Regions from separate parts of the Homo sapiens genome. Here region 1 is linked to region 2. Evidence: chromatin contacts called from ENCODE Hi-C or POLR2A ChIA-PET data. All regions are on one chromosome and are shown on one strand. Each heading gives the region's core, a stretch centred on a gene start or an enhancer-like site at or near the end of the contact. The rest is flanking DNA. Distances are from core to core; before and after follow the strand shown. Region 1 holds the start of FAM149A (family with sequence similarity 149 member A). Region 2 holds the start of CFAP96 (cilia and flagella associated protein 96).

The links. A loop is a pair of places that touch in the nucleus more often than their neighbours do. ChIA-PET counts read pairs that join two places held with the same protein, here RNA polymerase II (POLR2A). Pooled maps may share reads with other maps.
Region 1: a loop to region 2 is called in a pooled map, with 4 times the contacts of the local background. The contact joins the promoter of FAM149A here to the promoter of CFAP96 in region 2. A Hi-C loop is called at or near these places in 1 of 50 pooled maps. POLR2A ChIA-PET finds 5 or more read pairs at or near these places in 3 of 52 experiments (CD4-positive, alpha-beta T cell, WTC11 and activated CD8-positive, alpha-beta memory T cell).

Annotation. Positions count from the first base shown.
Region 1 is chr4:186,103,454-186,106,153 of GRCh38, reverse strand. It overlaps FAM149A (family with sequence similarity 149 member A), which reads right to left and starts at 1,450. Exons shown (of 14, transcript NM_001395294.1): 1 at 512-1,450. The coding sequence starts at 1,077. RefSeq lists a silencer at 1,471-1,530.
Region 2 is chr4:185,424,882-185,427,581 of GRCh38, reverse strand. It overlaps CFAP96 (cilia and flagella associated protein 96), which reads right to left and starts at 1,328. Exons shown (of 8, transcript NM_001114357.3): 1 at 1,186-1,328. UFSP2 (UFM1 specific peptidase 2) reads left to right here and starts at 1,618. Exons shown (of 12, transcript NM_018359.5): 1 at 1,618-1,716. The coding sequence starts at 1,714. RefSeq lists enhancers at 1,315-1,674, 1,745-1,854.

The DNA of each region.
Region 1 (2,700 bases), core at 201-2,700, 680 kb before region 2:
GTCATGCATATGTAAATTAACTAGATGTCACACAAAGGAGACCCATCCCACTTAGGATAAGACTAGGGACTGGTCCTTAGACATTAGGAAAGCACCAGGTCTCACCACTTCTTAAAACACTTGCTGCAGACGTGTGTATTCGGTTTCCCTGCACACCTGCTATATTCTGAGACAAAGAAAGGGACTTCAAAAAGTCCTTAAGAAAACCAAACAAACACTCTAAGTAGCAATGCTTCTGGTAGAAGAGAAACAAAATTCTGTCCCTTCCTTCAAGGCCCCTTAGGATTCACTCTGAGAAAGCTGGACAAAGCATGTCACAGCTTATGTCTGAAAGCCCGCAAAGCCAAGGAGTAAAAACCCAGGAAACGTGCAAGGAGGGTGCCCAGGGGGTTATGAAAGTTACTACAAATATTTCATTTCCTGAAGTGCACCTGCGAAGGTGAGTGCGGCAGGCGGAGGGGTCGGGGGTCCCGGCAAAAGGTACACGCGCCCGGACCACGCTGCTACTCACGCTTCGCCATCCCCGGAGTCGCCGTCCGAGGCCCCCTCCTCGCCGATGTCAGGCAGCGTAAGGAACAGGGTTCTGGGGCCAGCCCCGGGGGCCACGCAGGCGCCGAGCTCTCGCTCTCCGGGGCCAGGCTGGAGCGGGTTCCTGGGGAGCGCGGCCCAGACCCCGCCGGGGCCCGAGGGCGGCCGCGCTGGGACCACCAGGCGAGCAGGGGAGCAGCCCCCGCCGGAGGGAGTGGGGGGCTGGGGCGGGGCTTTACCCGCTCTAGGGCTACTGGGCCAAGAGAGCAGGGTCCCCACTGCTCCCGCGGCGCGGCTGGCGGCGGAGCCCCGGGAGTAGGGGGAGGAGAGCAGCGGGGCGGGCGACCGCCGCGAGGCGGAGGGGGAGTCCGGAGCCAGGGCGCGGAGGAGGGTCGGGGCGGTACCCAACGGGGTGCCCGCCCTGGAGCCCCCCGACCCTGCAGCGGCAGCACCTCCCGAGGGTCTGGAGGAGGGGCCTGCGGGGGGCGCCGTCGAGGTCTCGAAGAGTTTGGCCAAGAGAGACCCAAGGTCCAGCACAGCAGCCTTCATGCCTCGACAGTGGACACGCCGTCCTCGCCGCCGCCCGAGAGTTCAGACCGCGGAGATCCGGCCGAGGCGGCCCGGGCCGGGGCGAGGAGCCTGAGGTCCCCGCACCCGGAGCCCCGGAGGCCCCTGGCTCCCTCTCCTCCCCGAGGACGCTCAGCTCCGCGCCGCTGGGGTCGCCCTTCCCCGGCCCGGGTCCGTCCGCCGAGCGCCCCGGCTGCGGAGAGCAGCCCCGCCTCGTCCCAGCGCCGTGAGACCCCCGAGGGCCGAAGGGCCAGGAGCCCCGGGAAGCGCGGCCGCCGCCCGCCCCAGACGCCCGCCGCCCGCCGCCCGCCGCCCGCGGTTGCTACGTTCAACACACCCGGCCGCGCTCCAGGCTAATTGGGCCCCAGGTGCGGCTCGGGCTGTGCCCGCGGGGGACGTCCCACTCCCCGCCTGGTTCCGCCTTAAAGGAACACGCCCCCATTTCCCCTGCGCCCCGAGCCTCGCAGATCCCATCCGCCGAGCTCAGGGCCCAGGGCTGGGAAAGAGAATCCTGGCTCCAGAAGGTTCTGGAACTTACCCAGCCTGACAAGCTTGCACGTGCTGGGGTCAGGCCACCTCTCTGACGATAGGGAAGGTGGGTAGAAAGATGTATTTGGGCGAACGAGCTTGAAACAGCAGCATCCACTCCCCCACCCCAGGGTCCTACTCAAACCCTGTTACTAAGGGTGGGGTGGGAGCAACCGCGAGGTGCGCCACCCACTAACCTGCAAACAAGACCGGCTCTGAGAGCTGAAGTAGAAAGACCTACGCACACCTGTTTAAACACCTGTCGGAGTGAACCAAGAGACTGTGTAATTCAAATGTTTGAGAACTCAAATTATAATCGGAACGACTACAAATTCAAAGACAGATATGGAAGGCAACGTTTTCTATTCAGTGGAATAAATTGTATTTTGCTTAATCTGAAAAATATGTGTGAAAGGTAGAGCGTATAGGTGCGAGCATCTAAAGGGGTGTGGGGTCAGTGTTGAACAGAGTTAAAAAATAAGATACTGCAGCCAGGCTCGGTGGCTCATACCTGTAATCCCAGCACCGGGATTGGGAGGTGGGAGGATGGCTTGAGCCCAGGAGTTCCAGGCCAGCCTGGGCAACAACATAGGGAGACCCCATCTCTACAAATATTTAAAAAAAAAAAAAATGCCGGGCCTGGTGGCGCATGCCTGTAGTCCCAGGTACTCGGGAGGCTGAGGTGATCGCTTGGGCCTGGAGTGAGCCGTGATCGCACCACTGCATTCCAGCCTGGGCAGTAGAGTGAGACCCTGTGTCAAAAAAATAGTAATGAGATATTGATGGAGTTTGTCCATTAATATTCAGGAGAGGATCTCAGGAGATACATTTCCTGATGTGGGGTAGGGAAAAGAGATGAATTAAGTCTGGCAGTGAATAAACTGACATTCATGCTTATATACTTGAATCTTTTGTAAGTTATCAAACTGGAGTCTGAGCCACGGTAAACTTCCAGGTAATGCTAAGTTTTGCGTTATTTGGAGGCAGTTAACAAGTCTTCTGTCATGATCCCTTTTCTACATCTAACTGCCACCAACATGTACTGGGCACTTGTCTGCTTCAAGATTGCATTAAGCA
Region 2 (2,700 bases), core at 79-2,578:
CACCATGTTGGTCAGGCTGGTCTCAAACTCCTGACCTCAAGTGATTCACCTGCCTCGGCCTCCTAAAGTGCTGGGATTTCAGGCGTGAGCCACCGCGCCCGGCCTTTTACCTTAAATTTAAAGCAAGCTGTTTGAGTGCCTCTCTGCAAGCCTGCCTGAAACTGGCTCACCTGAGCATGAATCATTGCTAATACGTAACACCAAAGGGGCAAGTGAAGATTCATTTTAAACTGAAACATAACTAAATACAACGCCCTTCCCCACATCCTACCTCTTCCATTAATCAGAGATGCTTTAAAACCAAACTTCAGTCAAGATTTAGTACTTTCATTTACCTTATATTTCAAAGCTCCACGGCACAAGGGCAGGAGCTGAGACAGGTTCCTCCCTCTCACGGTATCCCCGCATCTGCGCAGCTCCCGGCACACAAGCGAGCCAGGGAGGAGGGAGGGAAGAAATTCTTGCCTAGAACTTTCCCATCACTTAACTTTTTTCTTATTAATTTTTTTTTTTTTTTGAGACGGAGTCTCTCTCTGTTGCCCAGGCTAGGAGTGCAGTGGAGCTGTCTTGGCTCTCTGCAGCCTCCGCCTCCCGGGTTCAAGCGATTCTCCTGTCTCAGCCTCCCGAGTAGCTGGGACTACAAGCACCCGCCACCATGCCCGGCTATTTTTTTTTTTTTTTTTTTTTTTTTTTTTTTTTTTTGGTATTTTTAGTAGAGACAGGGGTTTCACCATTTTGCCCAGGCTGGCCTCGAACTCGTGAGCGCAGGTGATGCGTCTGCCTTGGCCTCCCAAAGTGCTGGGATTACAGGCGTCAGCCACCGCGCCCGGCCCGCCACTACTTAACTCTTATTGAGCAACATTTACAAAATTATTCATTCACTTATTTAACAGATATTCTGCAATCCCCTTCGGGGCAAGCTTGCTGGTAGAAACTAGAAACAGATTTAAGAAGGCATAGATGCTGCCCGCAAGGAGCTTACAATCTATTAGACAAGAAAATAGAGCATAGCCGAATTATGGCACGTTCCCTTGCAAAAGGTACGGATGGAGCGTCAGGAGAGGTGAAGAAGGGGCAGAAAACTGGAGGAGGTGATGAGGAGTCTGTTTCCCAGAGAGGAAACGGAGGCTGGGAGGTGGCAGGTATCTAAGGGGCAACACCTGGCGTCCGCGAGGACCAAGTCACCTTTCTTGAGGACACCCACTCCGACAGCCGAGATCAGGTTGCCCCAGCTCGTCCAGGTTGCCCCAGCTTGTCCACGTTAACTGCGCTGCGGGAGCGGCGAGGGTTCCCAAGCGCGCGACACGCCTGGGCTGCGCAGCGCCTCTGCACGTTCCACCACAGCTGGCGTTTATTGTGTGATGTGTTGCCCCGGGTACGGGAGAATCCATTCCAAGCACGCTGTGGGAGGATACGAGGAGATTCGAATCCGCATCGAAGAACACACAGAAGGATGTGTGAGCTTCTGTAGGACAGAAAAGACTTAACTAATAGAATTTACCAAACATAAGTCTTCGGCTACCCGCCCCGCCTCGCCGTCCGCGAGGGACTGCGGTGTGGTACGCTCCGTGACGTCATGCCGCCGAGCATGTCGGGAGTTGTAGTTGGTCCGCCCGGGCCCCGCCCCTGGGCCGTGCGGTGACACCACTTCAGGGCCGGCCCCCGGAACTTTTGGGCAGGCGTCAGCGCCCGTGTCACCGCCACGTCGCGGACATGGTGAGTATCTCTGCTCGTCACCGACCCCTGTGTTTTTCCCCGGACTTTGGCAGCCGCCACGAGCGGGCTTCACAGCGCCTGAAAGGAGCTGGTCCTGCCGGGGTCCAAGATGGCAGCTGCGAGCTGCGTGGGCAGGGCGGCTCTCCAGTTCGCCTGTCTCCGCGCTGGGCCGGGGGGAAAGTGCCCTACACAAGTGTGCACCCCGCCTCGGCCACCTTGGACACGCACCCCCTGCTACTTCTCTGTGTGAAAGTATTTTGAGAGACTTCGGCGTTTTTGAAGCCTTGCAAGAAGGGCTTAACCTGGGACAGGCGCAACTTTCTTCGGATATTATATTCCCCTAGTTCCCGTGGTATTTCCCTCCCCTGGTTTCTCTCCTGTCTCATTGCTCAGCAAGGTTCTCCAATCCCTATCCTAAATGGTGGTGCTCTTCAGGGACGCTTTACACCCTATGCGTTCTCCTAAAATTTTATCTCTAAGTTAGACCTTTCTTCTGAGCTCCAGACCCACAAATCTGCTAACCGTGCCTCCACTTGGATAGCTCATATGTATTTCAAGCTCAGCAAGTTCCAAACTGAGCATTTCCACTTCCCCACAGCCCACACCTGCTCTTCCTCCAGGAACCCCCAACTCTGTAGATGGCACCACCATACATCCTGTTGTGCCTGCCCAAAACCTGGAAATCATCCTTGACATCTCCCTCTTCTCAACTCCCCGACATGCAGTCAATAATCAAGTCCTATAGATGCTACTTCTAAATGTCTGTCTGTTGTCACTGTCGCCACTCTTACCATCCTTGGCCTTGAGATCTATCCATCTGGGGTAGTCACCTAAGTGGTCTTTTAAGCAGATCTTCACTCATCGATGGCCCTGCCTGGAATGGGCTATTGCACCTTCACTCACCCTTCAGATCTCAGCCTCAGTATTATTTCTTCAGAGAGTATCTCAGCTAATTCGGAAGTCTAGGAAGACTAGTGCTTTTAT